Linked DNA regions of Homo sapiens: region 2 is linked to region 1. The links are chromatin loops, found by intact Hi-C in ENCODE. Cell type or tissue: PC-9. All regions are shown on one strand. Links, peaks and the distances in the headings refer to the core of each region. The heading gives the core; the rest is flanking DNA. Region 1 overlaps TMC1 (transmembrane channel like 1). Region 2 overlaps TMC1 (transmembrane channel like 1).

Evidence for each region. Peaks named below come from ENCODE experiments on the same cell type or tissue, not always from the same donor. Only the 100,000 strongest peaks of a DNase experiment are listed, where the experiment ranks them.
Region 2: a loop joins it to region 1, with 4 times the contacts of the local background. A loop is called at or near these places in 1 of 110 quality-filtered maps.

Annotation. Positions count from the first base shown.
Region 1 is chr9:72,552,443-72,563,965 of GRCh38, reverse strand. All of the region lies in intron 1 of TMC1 (transmembrane channel like 1), which reads right to left. LOC101927191 (a long non-coding RNA gene) reads left to right here. Exons shown (of 5, transcript XR_242619.5): 5 at 6,141-6,344. Among named protein-coding and RNA genes, the nearest start is that of TMC1, 37 kb to the right of the region's middle. RefSeq lists an enhancer at 5,445-6,644. In PC-9, for the core only: no CTCF peak of the experiment used is centred there; DNase peaks (open chromatin) are centred at 6,245 and 6,685; H3K27ac peaks cover 3,980 bases.
Region 2 is chr9:72,817,564-72,826,555 of GRCh38, reverse strand. TMC1 (transmembrane channel like 1) reads right to left here. Exons shown (of 24, transcript NM_138691.3): 20 at 5,475-5,714. Among named protein-coding and RNA genes, the nearest start is that of LINC01474, 52 kb to the left of the region's middle. In PC-9, for the core only: a CTCF peak has its summit at 3,963 (motif pointing right); a DNase peak (open chromatin) is centred at 3,965.

The sequences.
Region 1 (11,523 bases), core at 4,642-8,641:
CCAATAGGAATCCTATATCTCCTCCCCTCCCCCAATTTATACTTTTTTTTTTTTTTTTTTTTTTTTGAGCCAGAGTTTTGCTCCTGTTGTCCAGGCTGGAATGCAATAACTTGATCTCGTTCACTGCAGCCTCCACCTTCGAGGTTCAAGCGATTCTCCTGCCTCAGCCTCCCGAATAGCTGGGATTACAGGCACCCGCCACCATGCCCAGCTAATTTTTTTTATTTTTAGTAGAGATGGGGTTTCACCATGTTGGCCAGGCTGGTCTCGAGCTCCTGGCCTCAGGTGATCCACCCATCTCAGCCTCCCAAAATGGTTGGATTACAGGCATGAGCCACTGCGCCCAGTCAATTTATTCTTGCTACCATTTATTCTTCATCTTAGCAAAAGTGCCATCAGTCATCAAAGATATCAACTCCTTCTTTCCCCTTATCTTCTGCCTTCCTCCCCTCCCAAATGGTCTCTTAAGTCCTCTACAAAAATCCTAGAAATGCCTCTGGCATCCATGGTCACTGTGTTCATTCTGGCTTTCATTGTCTCTTGCATTATTGGCAGTTGAGTTTAATGAATTGGCCCCTTGGAGTCTGCTCTTATCAATCTCCAACCCATGCTTCTTATGAAGCCAAATTACCATAGTGAAATGTAAAGCTGATGATGGTTGAACAATTTCTGGGGCTCCCTATTGCCTAAATATGGCAAAATTTTTCATCTGGTCTGGAAGACCTTTCTCAATCTGATCTCAATCTACTTCCTAATCTTCCTGCATCTCCATCCACCACCAAAACCACACAACTCAAACTTTGGCCACCCCCAGAGTACTTGCTATTCTCCCCTCAAAAACATTATTCTTTTTGTACCTCCACACCTTTGCTCATGCTGTACTCTATGTTTGTAAATCTTATATTTGAATTGGCTAACTAGTAACTTTCTTCTTAATCTGAAAGACAGTTCAAATGCCACATCTCTGTCCAATTTTCTTTATTTTTTATTTTATTTTATTTGAGACGGAGTCTTGTTCTGTTACCCAGTGATCTCATCTCACTGCAACCTCCACCACCTGAGTTCAAGCAATTCTCCTGCCTCAGCCTCCCAAGTAGCTGGGGTTACAGGCGTCTGCCGCCACACCCAGCTAATTTAAATTTTCTTTAATAATCCCCAACTTAGTTAGATCTTCCTCTGTATTTTCATACTATAGCTAATTAACTGTTATTATACCAATTATACCATTTCGCTATGATTTTTCTTACTTGGAAACTCCTTTCTAAATTTTTAAAAAAAATTTAATTGACAAATAATAATTGTATATATGTATGGGATAACTAGGGAACTCTGAGAGATGAGGTTATATCTTCCTTGTATCCCCAGTTTCCAATACAATGTCTGACACAATAGGGATTCAAATGCTTGTGAATCAAACTAAATTGTCTTACTTTCTCCTAGTGATAATAAACATGAATTATTTTCATGTATAATCTTTTCACTTAGACTTCCAGCCATCAGAAAAACAGATTAGTTCTCAAACAATATAACATAGCACAAAGGTGTACTGCTAAATATGTAAAAATGTAAATTACATAAATTACATGAGAGCACTGTTTTCATATCTGTCAAGCAGGAGGTTGAACAGATCATATAACTGAGCATAGGATGTTTTACGTACAAAGGAACTTGAAAAGAATGAGATAATGTAAAGCCAGTGACCCTCAAAAAAATTGTGTTTTTTAAATCAGAACCTGCAAGACCCTTGACTTAGAGCATATATTTATGAGTATATTAGTCAGGGCAGGAAGTATTCCTACTTACTGAGTTAATATTACAGGCAACCAAGTGGACAGAATGGTAACTACGTATGTTTAAAGCACTGTGAGATGTTATTAGACAGTAGTAAAGATCATGTTGTAATTACTGTTGACTTGTTTGGGCCCTTGTGTTAAAATTTTAATTTTTTTTTTTTTTTAGAGATAGGATCTTGTTCTGTTGCCCAGGCTAGAGTGCAGTGGCAGGATCATAGCTGACTGTATCTTCAAACTCCTGAGCTCAAGCGATCCTCCCGCCTCAGCTTCCCAAGTAGTGCGGATTACAGGCTTGAGCCACTGCACCCCGCTCCGGTTTGGGGCCTAGAAGAAGAAACATCTCCAACTCTGTGACCCAAATTTTCAGTATTCAAACGTGTGCCTAAAATGTAGAGAAGCAGTTGAGGCAGAATTGTGGAATAGAAATAGAACAGCCTGGATTTAAATCCCAGTTCTGAACTCACTACCTCTGCTGACCTTTGGCAAGAGACCTTACCCTTGAGGATCCTCAGACCAACTTGCTCTAAGATGGGACAGAATCTACTTCACAAGGCTGTGAGACTTAAGCTGAAAACAGTGCCTGGCTTGGAGCAAGCCCTTACTAAATGGTGTCTACTGTTGTTTGTGGACATTGTTAATGTATTTATTACTATGGCTTATAGTGAGACCAAAGCGCCAACTTTGGTCAGCCTTCCACATCACTGCTATAAACTTCTAAAATTAACAGTTTAACTTGCATAGTTTTGGTTCCTACACTTCTGTGAACATCCACTATATGGATCAGAGAAGAATAATAGAAATCTAAATGAAGCTGAGTTATTTTCTCTCTCTCTTTTTTTTTTTTTTTTTTTTTTTGAGACGGAGTCTCGCTCTGCCGCCCAGGCTGGAGTGCAGTGGCACGATCTCGGCTCACTGCAAGCTGTGCCTCCCGGGTTCACGCCATTCTGCCTCACCCTCCAGAGTAGCTGGGACTACAGGTGCCCACCACCACGCCCGGCTAATTTTTTGCATTTTTAGTAGAGATGGGGTTTCACCGTGTTAGCCAGGATGGTCTCAATCTCCTGATCTCCTGACCTCATGATCTGCCCACCTCAGCCTCCCAAAGTGCTGGGATTACAGGCATGGGCCACCGCGCCCGGCCTTTTCTCTCTTTAATTGTCCAAAAACATACTCCTGCTCTTGCCATTGTGTTGTATAGAATGGGAAATAGTCACATGCTGGGAAAATAAAATCTAAGTATCTCTAGCTAATAGGTACCCCTACAGAAATCTGATGTCATCAGAAAAATAAAATAATTATAATGAAGTTTGCTTGGGTGGTAAAATGAAGTTTAGTTGAGGAAATGTGAAACTTGCAAAACCTGATTAAGCAGACAGATAGAGAAAATGAGGCCGGGCGCGGTGGCTCATGCCTGTAATCCCAGCACTTTGGGAGGCGGAGGCGGGCGGATCAAGAGACCATCCTGGCTAACACGGTAAAACCCCGTCTCTACTAAAAATACAAAAAGTTAGCCAGGCATGGTGGCATGCACCTGTAGTCCCAGCTATTTAGGAGGCTGAGGCAGGGGAATTACTTGAACCCGGGAGGCAGAGGTTGCAGTGAGCTGAGATCGCGTCATTGCACTCCAGTCTGGGTGACAGAAAGAGACTTGGCCTCAAAAAAAAGAAAAAGAAAAGGAAAATGACAACAACTCCATCACAGACACATACAAATTGAGAGTAAATTATGGCAAAGTTCAGGTGGATGAGGCAAATTCAGGACATATAAAGATACAGGAGGGGATTAACCTGTATCTGATCAAAATTAGATAAGGTGATAGCCAGAGGTGTTTATACTGTACATGCATGTGGAATTTCGTGGTACATCCAGACATTGCTTCAGCAATCAGATACCTGTGTAATCTGGCTCTTGGGAAGTAAATAACAATAGCTACAACTCATGACATAATTGTTTTTATCTAATCATCAGAGATTGACAGTTGCACAAGGCAGGTTTTAACACTTCCCTGTTGGGGATATTGGGATAATGAGTGTTTTCAACAATGTTCTGAGCTGCTGAAAGCTACAAGCAAACATAGGGGTGATATGTCATGGTTATCAGACGCAACTATTATTCATTTTCCTTGTAATCAAGGAGATATCAGGCCCAGAGGCTCCTTCTAACATACCTATTTAAGAATGAGTTGATATTTCTCAGCCAAATGAAAGCTTTCAATTGTTCCAAAATAACAGTTTCCTCCTAAATACATTGAGGTCTGGTTGTGCACCAAGTGTCAGTGACTTTCTACTTGCTAAATCCATCTGAACACTTCTTAATATCCAAAGCATTGGACATGGTTGTTGACCTTCTTTCTTTAGCCATTTTTTTGTCATCATTTCTGTGTTTCTATTCAGATGGCACGATCATGGTGAGTGGTTTGTCTCCATTTTCGAAAATTTAACCACTCTTTTTTTTGTGACCACCATGATACCACGTTTTTCTGGATTTTATTACTTGCTTTGCAGATTCTTTCTCTACACATCCGATAAGTTTGTTCCTTTTCTAGGCCCTGCTCTTTTCTTTCTGAATTCTCTCTTCCTGAGCAGTGCCATTTATTACTCCATTGCTACAGCTCCGATGAGAAACACTGAGTGCTGTAGGAACTCAGAATATGACCTGGTCGTTACAGAAGGTATCAGGAAATAGGTGACACTAGAGTTTGTTTCCTAAAGATTATGGGCATCGGTGGGGGCCTACAAAGTTTCTGGTATGAGTTATTTTTGTGAAAAATTCTATCTCTTGCCAGGCACAGTGGCTCACGCCTGTAATCCCAGCACTTTGGGAAGCCAAGGCGGGTGGATCATGAGGTCAGGAGTCTGAGACCAACCTGGCCAACATGGTGAAAACCCATCTGTACTAAAAATACAAAAAATTAGTGAGGCCTGGTGGAGCACTCCTGTAATCCCAGCTACTCAGGAGGCTGAGGCAGGAGAATCACTTGAACCCAGGAGGCGGAGGTTGCAGTGAGCCAAGATTGCGCCATTGCACTCCAGCCTGGGCGACGAAGCAAGACTCCATCTCAAAAAAAAAAAAAAGAAAAATCTTCCAGGCTCATTTCTTACCTCAAAATGTGTTCATTTGAGTTCAATATGGTATCAGAGAAGTTGTATGACTTCATTTGTCCTTCAATCTTTCAAACAATTCTTATAAGGCAGAATAGGCTCTTCTATTTGGAAAGAAAAGTATGTTTTTAATTGCATTTCTTATAACAAAAAAAAATGGTTGAAAAAGGGAATTACACAACTTTTTGAAAATAAAAATTTTAACTGTATAAGCACAATTTTCCAGAGTAGTACCAGAAAAGTTGGCTTGGGAGGGGTATGAATTGTGATAGATTCCTCAAAGGATACAGGGGTTGCTGCATCCGACTCTGCAATTTTATTGTACATTTTTATATTTGTAAAGTGCTTTAAAATAACTCCTGACAAGCATGTAAAAGCATGTAAACCAGATAACCATTATCATCCCGATTTTTCAAAAGATGAAATAGAAACAGAGATCAGTGAAGGTGTCTGCCCTCTTCAAGTAGAAAATGGCAAGTGGTAACAGATTAGAAATCACTGAGCCTGAAATTCTATTATGCTGCATGAGCTGAAGTCCAGATCTACCCCTTGGATGAGTGCTTCTCAGCACTTCCCAAATTTGAACAAGGCAGTGCACAATTGTGAGAGTTCATCCAGATAATTCAGGTCAGAATTTCCCTGTGACCCTGGAATCTCAAAAACAATGTAATTGAAATTATTTAACAAACTCATTACTCTATGCTTAGCTACTGAGCTGGGCCACCAAGATGCTAGTGTCCCATGGGAAAGGGAAGAGATTTAACTCACATTTGGTTGGGCTGAGGTAAAGTAAGGAGAGTGATTGGGAATTTTGTTTATGTAAAAGTGTTGCATTTTAATTTAATTTTTAATAGATTTTCCCATGTCTTCATTTATGGAGACAGAAAGAGAGAGAGAGAGAGAAAGAGAGAAAGAGAGAGAGAGAGAGAAATGTTCACCAAATACACAGGCAAATTAGAAATATTTCCTATGTCTTCAATTTGGACAATTATCTTCACTGAAGAAGCATTTTTATTTTATTCCTGGCTGCCCTTACAGTGCCAGGGAAGCCTCTTTCTGTGAATATACTCTGATATCTCACTTATTAAAATAATTGACTCCCAGGAACAATTTCTCATGGTCTGAAGCCTTCCACACTGACCCAGCTGTGGAGGCCACAGAATAAAAGACATCCACTTGGGCTCCAGGTATTGCTCAATGACAATACAAATCAATGAGAAACTAAACAGCTGTTTTTCCTCTTTAGCCTCCCTCACACCAAAACACCGGAAGACTTGAGTGAGCAGATCAATGCCACAGGCAAATGACTCAGTGAAAATCTTGAATGTTTGCTAAGATCTCCTGCAGCATCCCAGGTCAAAGAGGCTGACTCAGAGGGCCCTACTCCCACTGCTGTCCCTGACACACATTGGAGAGGCCTTGAGACATGCTGCCTCTGAAGTCGGTATCATGTGACTCACAACCTAGATCTGGGGGACATGGCTTTAGTGGTGGTGGTGTTTGCCTTTCAGTTCTTAAGAATTTTTTTTTAACAGTTGTTGTCATTTCTTTGTTTAATGATTGTAAAATAAGTGCTCAATATTAAACATTTGGAAAGAACAGAAAGTTTTTTAGAACAGTAGAGAAACAATTATCATAATCCCATCCAGAAGTAATCACTGTAAACATTTGAGTCATTTCTGTTTTTTTGTTTGTTTGTTTTTTTGAGAGTCTCACTCTGTCACCCAGGCTGGAGTGCAGTGGCATGATCTTAGCTCACTGCAATCTTTGCCCCCCGGGTTCAAGCGATTCTCCTGCCTTGGCCTTCTGAATAGCTGGGATTACAGGTGTGGGCCACCACGCCCGGCTATTGTTTGTATTTTTAGTAGAGAAGAGGTTTCACCATGTTGGCCAGGCTGGTCTCAAGCTACTGGCCTCAGGTGATCCACTCGCCTCAGCCTCCCAAAGTGCTGGGATGATAGGCATGAGCCAAGCCACCTGTCCTGTCATTTCTTTTAGACCAGCGTTTCTCAACCTCAAAAAACAATTGACATTTTGGACTGTTTAATGCTGTCAGGGGCTGTCCTGTGCACTGCAGGATGTTCAGCAGCATCCCTGGCCTCTACGTATTAGATGCCAATAGCACTTCACTCCCCAACCCCAGATGTGACAACCAAAAATGTCCCCAGCCATTGTCAAATGTCCCCTTGGAGGTGAAATTGCCCTGCTCAAGAACCAATTTTTTTGTTTGTTTGTTTGTTTGTTTGTTTCCAAGACAGAGTCTCGCTCTATCTCCCAGGCTAGAGTGCAGTGGCGGGATCTGGCTCACTGCAACCTCCGCCTCCCAGGTTCAAGTGATTCTCCTGCTTCGGCCTCCCGAGTAGCTGGGATTACAGGCACGCACCACCATACCTGGCTAATTTTTTTTGTATTTTCAGTAGAAATGGGGTTTCACGATGTTGGCCATGCTGGTTTCAAACTCCTGATCTCAAGTGATCCACCCGTCTCGGCCTCCCAAAGTGCTGGGATTACAGGCATGAGCCACTATGTCCGTCTGAGAACCAATGTTTTAGAGAGTATGCTTTTGGCAAGCAGGAGTGTCTACTTTAGATTTATGTGTGGAAATTTGTGAGACGTTCCTAAGGAGTAAAAGTTGAAGCTTTAATTTCACAAGTAAGCCAGGCACAGTGACTCACGCCTGTAATCCCAGCACTTTGGGCAGCCGAGGAAGGTGGATCACCTGAGGTCAGGAGTTCAAGACCAGCCTGGCCAACACGGTGAAACCCCATCTCTACTAAAAATACAAAAATTATCTGGGTGTGATGGCAGGTTCCTGTAATCCCAGCTACTCAGGAGGCTGAGGCAGGAGAATCCCTTGAACCCAGAAGGCGAAGGTTGCAGTGAGCTGAGATCGCACCATTGTACTCCAGTCTGGCTAACCAAAGCGAAACTCCGTCTCAAAAAAAAAAAAAAATTCACGGGTGAAAAGGCTAACAGAAAGGTGTTTTGCAGAAGGTCACCAAGTGGATTAGGGATTAGGCCTGCCTAGCTTCTGATTTACTGATATTTCCACTCTTCTCTGTGCAACTTTTTTTTTTTTTTTTTTTTTTTTTTTTTTTGCCTTAGTCATAGATTGGTTTTCCTGGGTAACATCATTTAAGAGTTAAGTCCAGGCCAGGTGCAGTGGCTCATGCCTCTAATCCCAGCACTTTGGGTGGTCAAGGTGGGTGGATCACAAGGTCAGGAGTTTGAGACCAGCCTGGGGAATATGGTGAAACCCCATCTCTACTAAAAATACAAAAAAATTAGCCAGGCGTGGCAGCACATGCCTGTAATCCCAGCTACTCGGGAGGCTGAGGCAGGAGAATTGCTTGAATCTGGGAGGCAGAGGTTGCAGTGAGCCAAGATTGCGCCACTGCACTCCAGCATGGGTGACAGAGCAAGACTCCGTCTCAAAAAAAAAGAGTTAAGTCCAGAGGCAAAAGGACCCAAGGAAGCAGTTACTAACATATTCCACTTATTCGCATGGGATTTCTCCTACCATCCACATCATCTGGGTGTGGTGAAAACAAATGAGATAATATCACAAAGAAATCTGTGAGTATGGGCCGGGCGCAGTATCTCACGCCTGTAATCCCAGCACTTTGGGAGGCCAAGGAGGGAGGGTCACGAGGTCAAGAGATCAAGACCATCCTGGCTAACACAGTGAAATCCCATCTCTACTAAAATACACAAAATTATTAGCTAGGCACGGTGGTAGTCCCATCTACTTGGGAGGCTGAGGCAGGAGAATCACTTGAACCCGGGAGATGGAGGTTGCTGTGAGCGGAGAACGTGCAATTGCACTCCAGCCTGGGTGACAAGAGCAAAACTCTGTCTCAAAAAAAAAAAAAAAAAAACAGAATCAAAACTCAGAATTCAGGTCAGGTGCTTTGGCTGTAACTCCAGCACTTTGGGAGGCCGAGGCGGGTGGATCACTTGAGGTCAGAAATTTGATACTACCCTGTCCAACATGGTGAAACCCCTTCTCTACTGAAAATACAAAAGTTAGCCAGGCATGGTGGCACATGCCTGTAATCCCAGCTACTCAGAAGACTGAGGCAGGAGAATCACTTGAACCTGGGCAGCAGAGATTGCAGTGAGCTGAGATTGTGCCATCGCACTTTGGCCTGGGCAGCAGAGTGAGACTCCATCTCAAAAAATAATAATAATAATAATTTCAGAATTCAAAAATATTTAGGAATAAAGGAGCTGAGTAAATTTCAGGAATTTTCTACATTCTTTACTCTCTGGAGACTTTAACTGTCTTTATAGAATATGGAATGTTAGAAAGTAAGAAAGCCCCTTATAAATCACACGATCCAACCCCCTTATTTTACAGATGAGAAAGTGGCATCCACAAAGTCAGATACCAAAGTCCTTTAAGCTTGTGAATGAATGGTTGAAACCAGCTTCCCTGACTTTCACTGCTGAAACTATTCTGTCATGTCCCATTGCTTCTCAGTGCACTGTTACTCTATTACTCTCCTCTAAAATACAAAGGTCAAGCTAGAAACCAGGAAGAGAGAGTAAAATGCTAAGATCAAGATATCACCAAGAAAAAAACACATAGTTTTGCCCTGGTATTTCCAGCGTTCTGTCTTTTGACGAGAAATAACCACTCCTGTTAAAAGTATGCAAATATGTAACTGGAAAGAATTCAGGTCCACATGGTCAACATTTTAAAACCTTGGCTAACTTGGACCTTAGCCCTCTGGAATGCTCAGTAAGCTGGAACAACGCTGGATCTAGAAGTAGCCTGGGGCAAAAATTTAAGGAAAAAATGTTTAACTTGAAAAGTATTTCAGTGGGAAAGAATTGCCCTTAATTATTCAGCAATAAACGATCACAGCTAAGAAAAGCTAAAGACCAAACAGAAGACAACACCCAATAGAATAAATCCGTCAGTGCTTCTGACTGGGGAAAAAAAAGGCACTAATGCTTATAAAAATACCAAGATTTTGAAGAATATGAAGTCAAGAGTGTGTATGCTATCAATCATGAAGAAATATTGTTAGATGCTTTGTGCTCTGTTTGAGAAAGTGGAGCAATTGTGAGTGAATTTATTAAAGGATTTTCATTGGTATAAGTTAAAAGGAATAGTCAGGCATAAAATTCAGCTGGTTTGAAAACTGAATGTGTTTTCAGATATAATAGTCGTAGGGAGACGCCAGTACTTAGGCAGTTTCAAGAAAAATGCCTGGAAAGGATAAATTGAGAAAGGATGAATTGAGATGGCTCCATATAGAACTGGTGGCATGATCTCTAATCATTATGTGTCTAGGACCCCAGAAATCCAATTACTTTTAAGACAAAATTCTAAATGATGATAGCCATAGTAGTTTTTATACATTGATTTGTCCACTTCTCACCTGTTAATACAGAAGAGATAAATTTAAAATAAGCCTTTAAAATGTCCAAGCTAGGAGAAAAAAAAATCAGCAAAAGTACAGGCAAACTCTGATAAAATATGAGCATACTACTACAGTATAATTCTGCTTTCTCTTCTGTGTCATGCTTTGCTTTATTCCTTTTTGGTTCTTCCAAAATCTAGCAGTAGAGAAGAGTAGAACAGCTACAACTGGGTTACCTCACAAATAATTCAGTCTCTTTTTAAATAGAGTAAAAGTTAAGGAGATATTTAACTTTACATTCAGTTTTCTTCATCTGGAGATGGTTAAAATGGCAAATAATAATAATAATAACAACATGGAAACTGATATGTGAATATACTTTGTATCTTTGATCTTTATACTTACATTTAAAAATATACAGAATTGGAGCCAGGCTTGGTGACTCACGCCTATAATCCCAGCACTTTGTGAAGCAGAGGCCGGTGGATCACCTGAGGTTGGGAGTTCGAGACCAGCCTGACCAACATGGAGAAACCCCGTCTCTACTAAAAATACAAAATTAGCCCAGCATGGTGGCACATGCCTGTAATCCCAGCTACTCAGGAGGCTGAGGTAGGAGAATCACTTGAACCTGGGAGGCAGAGGTTGCTGTGACCCGAGATCATGCCGTTGCACTCCAGCCTGGGCAACAAGAGGGAAACTCCATCTCAAAAAAAAAATTATATATATAATTGAATGCTACACAGCACATTCTTCGTAATTCTGAGAATCGTGTGTATATATGTATATTTAATATGGACATTTAAAAATAAATATCATATATAGAAAGAAGATAAAGAGCATTGAAATCTTTGAACTTGATCCCTCTTTTAATATGATAAATAGATCAGCCATTAAATCCGAACAGAAACAATCACAATATGCAAACATCTAGTTATTATTATACCTTGGGACAAACAACACAAGTGGTCAGCTGGTTGGTTTCACAAATAGCAAGTAATCCCAGGTAACTATCATCTCCTTGCCTCTGAAGTACTCTCTGGTTCTTTAATTAAAATTTTAGCTAATCCTAATCTGATTAATGCAAACACTGCTTTTCCAAGTATCTTGTGATCCATGTTCACAAAGTTGTGCTGTAACCAGAGTGTCCTGACAAAGTCCAAGGTGCAAATAAGCATCTGTGATGTGTCCCCCAAATACAACAGTGTTTGCAGCCCACTCCACCCCCACTTCAGGCAATAAGCAGCTCAGAAGGTT
Region 2 (8,992 bases), core at 1,558-5,557, 270 kb before region 1:
TCTGCCTCTCAGTCAGCTGCTCTTGTAGGAGAACACTCTCTTTGAGCTAAGTATTTTTAATTAGCCTTGGAAATGAGAGCAAGGAATAGCCCAGTGGAATAAAATCCACATATAATCCAATATCTCTTTCCACGCAATAGCTTCCACCTCATTTTCCACCAGACTTCCTTCATCAGATATGTTAATAGGTAAGGTAACCACACCGAATCATGGGTTTTTTCCCTCTCAGTTTCTTCTCCTGGACAGGCCCTAATGAATACCAGCTTAGCTCCACTGCTAAGCTCCATGAAGGCAAGTATCAGCTCCTATAAACTAGAAAACTGAGAACAGGATGTCTTGACTTACTAAGGAATAGCTAGAATTGTACCATAATATTCAAAATATTCATTACATCATTATTTTCTCTGTATATGCATACTGATTGTACTACGAAAAGATGTAATTTTCAGAAGAGATTTGGGTTGGGTTTCACCAAATTGTATGCATCATCAGAATAAATGTTGGTGCAACATTTAATACAATGTTTAGTTTTGCTTTTGTATTTTAATCTTTAAGCATTTTCAACTACTAAATAACAATGACACGCAAGTCCCAGATTATGGTTTTTTTCTCCTGGTCTAACCAATACTATCTTCCAGCAGACATAGTGACTCCATATATTTTGTCAGTAGTCATTGGACTACAGAGGTACAAGTTTTGCTTCACAAATTAAAGATCTACACTCTAATTTTCAAGACTTATGATACATAAGAGGGAATGAAGCTTACAAGCAATATAAGATTATAACTCCCTATTCCAATATGTTTTATTTTTCACCATTCCAAATTGTTCATACCCCCCAATGCAGCCCCAGCCAGATGGAATACAGGATAAGCAGATAAATTAAAAGTACCAAAAAAGATAAGACCATCTATCCTCCCTTCTCCAGCACCTCAGGTCATAGCTGATGAACGTAGTTAGAGTGGGGGCATTCAAATTTTATGAAATTATCCCTACACACAAAGGCCTTCTCAGCATCCAGTGTGACCCAAAGCAAAGTTGCTAAGTCCCTGGGGATTCCTGTGTACCTTTTTCAGGTCAGGTCTTTTACCAAAGAAAGGAGTCCAGATATCTTAATTACGTACAAATTATGGACGCATCTACATGTCCCTGGCAATGCCTTCTCCTGCCAGGTTAGCCAAAGTATGCTATCATACAATATTCTCAGAATTGTTTTCCAGTTGTCTGTGTCTATCCATAGTCCTGCTGTAGGCATAGCGCCACTCTAGATTAGAACAGTTTATGAGGAGGCCTGTCTTCCCAGCTGGGTGATAAGTGCCACAGGACCAGAATCAATGCTTAATGCATGGACTTAACCCTGTGTCTCTTCTAGTGCTTAGTGCACAATAAGCAGTCATTATTCATTCATTCATTCAAATTATTGACCAGCACTTTACTGTGTCCTAGATCCACAGAGAGGAAACTTCTCTATCCCCAATCTCTAGAAGTCAGCTAAACTATTAAGAAAAATAGATGCATAAAGCATGATTGCAAATGACCAATATAATAGCAGTCTCACAATATAATTTTAACTTTTAATACTAAAAAACCTGCACCTAGTATACTGATAGCAACAGGAGGCAGCCAAATGCCTAGGCAGATAGGGGCAGGTACCTGGTGAAATGCCACCTCCAAGCCAAAGACAGTTTAAAGCCTGAAAGCCAAGGTCCAAGTTAAATCCTCAGACCGGATTGAGAACTTGTCTTCCTGTTTGGCGCACTTTCCTCTGATTCATCCCCACCCTTCACCTATTTTACATATACCTACCCTTTCCTAGTTGGGTTTCTATACTGTCGTGTCTACCTTTGAGTGACACCTTCACTTTAGCCTTTTTTGCATACTCACAAACCAGTCAGCACACACTTCCATCCTGTGCCTATAAAGACCACAGACTCAGTTGGTAGAGGGGAGAGACGGCCTGACTTTGGGGAAGAGTCGGCCTGACTTTGGAGAAGAGACAACCTGACTTTGGGGAAGATGACCTGCCCTTCCTGGCCCCTCTCCAACTGCCCTCTCTGCTGAGAGCCAATTTCATTACTCAATAAAATTCTCCTCCTTCACCATCCTTCAATAATCCATGTGACCTCATTCTTCTTGGATGCTGGACAAGAGCTTGGGACCCACCGATTGTGGGAACCCAGGAAAGACTGTCACACTGGCCCTTTGCCCTCTCCAGTGGAGGGCAGCTGCCCCACATGATGAGGCAAGGGGCCAACTGAGCTGCTAAGACACTGCCATCCATCAGGCTGAGGATGGTGGAACTCAGGAAGCATTGTAACACCCCCTCTGGGGCTTTAGGGTCATAGGCACTTGGGCACCATTGCATTCTCCTCAAGGTGACACACCTGGTCTGGCCACGGGCCCCACATGGAGCTTGCTCCTGTGTCAGTGCCCAGTGTGTCTCGCCAGATCCCGCACTCACTTGCCCACGTGCTTCCTCCCACAAGGGGTTAAGCACAGCAGGCCGAGTAGACAGGGTGCCCCTCTGTGAGTCCAGTGAAGAGGCTGAGAAACATCCTGTGTCAGTACAAGCTCAGTTATGAAAAATCATGCATGAAAGGCAAAACAGAATATAAAATGCTAAAAAGTTGTTATTTCAGGTTTTCAAGATTATGGGCCATGTTTCTTTTCATGTAAAAATATTTCTACAATGTTTAGGTTTTCTAGCATAAACACATATTATCTTTGCAGTAAGATGAAAATATATGAAAAATAAAATTGTCATAATGTAAGCAGGGATGTATATAAAAACCTAGAGAACTATAAATTGTTCAGAATTATTGACATAGATGGGAGGAAACATCAGGTGTCAGGAAATGCTATAGAACAATTAGAATTGCCTTCATCTGGACATCTTTAAATTGTCAACTATTTACGATAAATCCACTTACTAGCCTATTGGAATAATTTCTTGGAAAATTTACCCTCTCTAGCCAGGTCTTATAAAACCAGACAAGCTAGAATATCTCATCAAATTGCTTTACTGAATGGATAAATATACTATAGCCATCTTACCTGAAAACTTCCCTACACTGGAGAGCAACTAGCCATCACTGTGATACCTCCAGTAACCTAGTTCAAATTTATATTTCCTAAATTCCTGCTTGCCCAGGATCTAGATAGAGTCAGACAACCTTCACCAGGAAGGTTAAGCAAATCACCTAAAACTTGGGGTTCATAAAGATGACAAGCTATGAGGCACCCACTAGTACAAGCATACAAGCATTCTCACCTCATTTCTAGAGCAGGACAATCCTTTCAAACTTTTAAGTCCAGACAAATAAACAATGCAAACATCCTTTGGCTCTAAAGTGAGGAAACTGACATGAAAAAAAAAATCTAAATAGCATAGAGATAACCCTTCCCAGTACTCCATTGAAAATATTTAAAATTCCCTGATTTCTCACAAATCACCCTAAAGAACTGACTCAAGTAACCAAACACTACTTGTTCCCCAATAACCTATGGAAATTAAAAAACAAATAAATAATTTTAAAAATAAAAAATAAATTTCCCTGATTTCAAAATAGTGATTTACATGCCATAATTTTGCCTAAGTTTGCCAATTAGGAAAGCCAGAAGAGTTAGGGCTTAAGAAGCTGAAATTGTGCAACTATTGTTCATGTCTAAGACGTATTGTAAATCTGAATGCATCTGTGGAGATCCATGTTTACATTGTGTGGTTTCCCTTACAGGCAGCTAGGGTCCTTTGCTATGTTTTACTGAGAAGGATCAACTTCCAATTAATAGCTTAATGCACACCTAAACTTATCCTGGATAATAAGTAGTGTGAATAATTTGCAATTAACTAAAGCCTTTGAATGGCATATTCCTTGAACTTTGTACTCTGAGATTGGTTCGGAATTTATTGAGACGAATGTCTCATCAAGACTGTAATTTCATATTTAGTCTCCAGATGTCACTGTCTGCATTATTTATTTCAGCCCACTTGGAAACACACACACACACACACACACACACACACACACACACACACACACAACGGAATTAACAGAGCTTCTCAACATCAGTTCTCTGAGTAGACAGAGGTCCAGCTAGTTTAACTCGATCAGCTGGCTTAACATTTTCTTGTTTTCCAGCAAAGCAATAACTCAGACTACTGTTAAGAGTGAAAATGTCTCTTATATACTTAGTCTGTCAGCAATGAACCTTTTGACTTTAATTAAATAACTTGGGTCTGACAACATAATGGAGGAATTATATGTGGGCATTACAGCATCATGCATATCATTCACATGGCTTTTTACAGTCTCATTTCCTTCACTGAAAAGGAGAAACAGCTCAAGTGCATGCTGGCCAGTGAATCAACATGCAGAGATTCTTGGGAGAACTTGTAGTAGATTCATTTCTAAGGCCCTTTAGGGAAAGAAACTTCATCCTCCAGATCCCAGGGACTTAGGTTTCTGATATGTGTCATAGAGAGAAGAGAGCTCTGTCATAGAGAACTGTAGAAATGTGTATCTCTAAATTGGATCAAGGAGCCGTTGTGACTCTCGATTCCTGACTTGAATGATAATTAGGAGAGAATATATATGTGGAACAGCCTTAATTTTTTTCACTAGCATGTGATATTTTGGATAACAAATTGGGTGGCCCTCCTTATGCTCATTAGTATTTAGTAATAATTCTCTTTCCTAGGTAAAGTGTGGGGTATTCTCTCTCTCTCTGTCTGTCTCTCTCTCTCTCTTTTTAAGGTAGTAATGCACAAGAGAAGTAGTGATAGCTGACCACGTCTGGATGTGACGGCCCAGAGTCAGGCAAACTCACATCCAGACCACTGTCATCAGACCTTGCTCTTAGCTATCCTCTAACATGGAAACAGCTCAGATTCACCATACATATTTTACCCAGGCAGAGCCTGGAAAAGTATAAAGTATTTTCTCTTTTATGATTCCCAAATGAGGAAATAGACAGAACTTGCCTAAGAATCTCCATGTCACCTATTGAACCTGAATACCCAAAGGATCTCATTTCTTTCTTTTTTTTTTTTTTTGAGACAGAGTTTTGCTCTTGTCCTCCAGGCTGGAGTGCAATGGCACCATCTCAGCTCACTGCAACCTCCGCCTCCTGAGCTCAAGTGATTCTCCTGCCTCAGCCTCTCAAGTAGCAGGGATTACAGGCACCCACCACCACACGCGACTAATTTTTTTTTCTTTGTATTTTTAGTAGAGACGAGGTTTCACCGTGTTGGCCAGGCTTGTCTCGAACTCCTGACCTCAGGTAATCTGCCTGCCTCAGCCTCCCAAAGTGCTGGGATTACAGGCATGAGCCACTGCGCCCAGCCGGGATCTCATTTCCACCAACCAAAAATGTCATTGTTTGGGGGGAAAAAATAGCTTATACAATGAATGACCATTCCCACCTCCACCCCCGAAAGAACACGATGCCTGAGTCAAATTTCAAAAGCAAGAGACCTGAATGGACCACAATCAAAAGATGGTGGGAGGGACACGATCATGTACAAGACAGGCATTGTGGACAGGAAGAGGATGAGCAGTAGCATGCCCAGGTAGAAGTTATTTGATCTGGAAGCTTTGAAGACCCTGGCCTCAGGAACATTGCAGCACATAACGGCCCAGCACTGGAAGTACATGGATGTATGGAGTCGAAGGATATTGATGCCTGGGAGGCTGGGAGCAAAGAAGGAGCCCATCCTAGAAAGAAAACAGAACTCTGCTCAGTTTTGAGTCTTTACTCCATAACAAAGTCACACTGCACCTGTTTATTTGACATCATGCTTCTTTTCCAAAGGCAGAAAATACACTGCCACTTTCAACCAGACAAACCCTTTTCATAAAGAAACTGCACTTATCTATTTCCAACTTCTAAACACATTTTGCCACTTTCCCCATTATTGTAGGAATTGCATATCATAATTATTTCATAGAAAGGATGCTGTAACTAACTATACCTACTATCATTAGTGAATTTAAACTACAACAGAGTAAACAATATTTACAATTGTTTTACTTCTTTCTTCTAATTCTAAAATAAACTTTCCCCAACACTTATATCATTGACTAATACACCTATAAATATAACTTGTTAAAAATAATTAACCCTTAAAGTCACTTCTTCTACTCAAAAAAACTGTACATTTGCATTAATCACTTCTGTCATGAATAATTAGTTTTTGCTTAATGACAGGAGGTCAAGGTTGCAGTGGGCCACGACTGTACAAATGAAAAAAGTTTTTTGCTTAATGAAAGAAAAAAATTAAAATAAATTTTCTCTTTCTGATGTTGATCATTTTCTCTTTGTAGGTGATATGGTGTTTTAAAGCCAATTGCAATGATGTGTTTGTGCCTCCTAAAATAGGGTTTTATTGAAAATTTATAACTAGCTTATAGGTTTTTGAGATGAAAATTCCACACATTTATTTAAATTTAGTTTATCTGTTTACTTTCTTACTTTAGCTTGTCTTGGGAATTCTCTGCTTTGTGCATCTGAGTTTTTATAAGCATTTTAAAATACTACTTTTAGGTGGGAACAACTTAGGTGTGGTCACTTTTACTTGATGGCTTAGTTGATTATTTCAACAAAATAAGTTTCACTCTTCTTGGATGAGAAAATTCATTAGCACCATAAATCAATATAAATAGCAATTTATTATTTCAAAATCAAAAAGAAGATATATGTGCACTTATTTTAAAAATGTAAGGGGAGCCCTGTCTTTTAAACTGTCCTATCTATAATGAAGCCCTCAACATTTATAGCTAGGTTTAGCATTTTGTACTCCCTGAATAGTTGTTTAGCCAATCCAACGTAAATTTGGTTCATTATAGAGACATTTTTAATTTAGATGAAGAAATTAGTTTCCACTATAATTGAACTTTTGCCAACCCAAAGTTAACTCATTTATTTGAAAAGTGGAATATTGTCACAATTTGGGCTGTCTTGTTGACAAGATTTCGGACAATAGATACGAATGATATTTTACCATAATGAATTGAACAAAGACTTTGTAGGAAGTTAAACTATTTTTTTCTAATGAGAAGACAGATTTTAAAACAATACAGTATACTTTTGTTACAGGACAGCAAGAGAGAGGGAACGCCAAAAAAGTGAGCAAGTAAGCAAGTGATAGTCCCAGCTAATGGGTTAGAATTGCAAAGCACTAGATTATACTCCCCAATACCAATACATGTTGATGTAATACACTTTGAGTCTTCCTAAAAATCAGGTGGTGACATCACTTGTTTTGGCCAATAAAGTATGAATAGAAATTAGGTCCTTACTGCTGGGTAGAAACTTTAAAAGTCCTGTGTGGTTTTCCTTCTCTTCATTCTCTGCTAGTGTGATAGCAATGTTTCAGATGGATCCTATTCCATCAGTCTGGGTCTCTAAAGTGAAGGTAAGTTCTAAGAGCAAAGCTCTTCTTCCACCCCACATTGAACATGTTCCTTTTATGAGCTGCTACGATTTTGAGGTTGTTTCATTGCTGCATAACCTGATCAATTCTAAAATATAATTTTGCACGTAATTCAAAATCGAGACTTGCCTAAAACCACATATATTTGTACCTATATACGTGCACATTGTTTGTATGTATATGCTTATTATTTGTGTATACATCTATAAATAAATTTCAAAATTTCAAAATAAGTATCACAAAGACATTTTAAACAAATAACTCAAGAGCCATAAGCTAGAAAAATAAGTCCTGGCATAATAATATCCGAATGTTAATGCTCATCCTATCTTTACTCATGCATTACTAATCAGCTCGGCTCACTAAGTCCCTTACCCAGGCATGATCCCATCATCTGTCAGTAAAAATCATTGTAACACTTTAGCCTTATAAAATTCTTTTCTTCCTGGAAGATCAAAGAAAATGAAAGCTTCTTTTATTTAACTCTCCTTATTACATCAGCGACATGTACATGTCAGGTAAATTATTCACATCTGATCAACTGAGAAAGTGAAGAAAAAAAGGTGATAAACCTGGCGGGAGAGTACCCAGTGAAGCAGTGTTGGAGCAATGTCCAAAACTCATTTTCTCTCTCACTGTGTGTTCTCTGCCATTTCTCAATATCCTGCTATGATAAAGATATTCTGTGCTTTCATCATTTAAAAATATTAGCACAGAAACTATCATGTGTATTTCAAAAAATAAGTGCGTAAATAAAGGTTACTAATCATTCAACCAAATCATAGCAAAATGGATTTTATCTATAAATGTTGATGTTAACAACATCTGCGTAAATAACCTCCACTACTCAGCGATTCCTAAAGGAGTAATTCAATATCTCCAGTCACAAGCCAATGGAATTGAATAAAACATCCCCGTACATTTTTAATTGTTTCTGTAGAAAATGGTTAAGCTCAGGCATTATATCCTCATGCTTCATAAAATAATGGAACGATTGTGTGTGAGGACCTTTGTGCAGAGTCAGCCTACTAATTTTACATTACACCTGCCCCACACCTCCCTCTACATGACATCCCCCTCCCTCATCAGCCTCCTAGGGTTAGGAAAAGAATATTTGTGCCAAGCATTGACGTGAAGGTGAATAATAGAATAATGGTCAGTTTGCTTCTGGAACTTTGGAAAGTGTGTGAATATCTTTGTATGCTCAAAAAACTCAATATTCTCTTCAAATTAGCCAGAAGCAAGCTTGACCACTGTCTGAAGAATTAATAAACAGAAAAAGACAGTGCAGAGATTTTGATAATGGATCTGCCCACGAGAGAACTGGAAAAACATGTTAGATATTTAAGAATTTCAATATGAACAATAGTGGACTAACATAGTTGCAAAATCAGTAGTGAAACCAAGCAGGACAGCCATTATAACAGCTTTTCTGACAATAAAAACAAATTTCTAGACCAATCTGTTGTCTTAACTCTGAAAGAACACAATCGACGTGCAGCATATGTCTGCGTGAATGGTACCCATGAGGCCTGAAGGATTTATGACACTTTGTGTAAA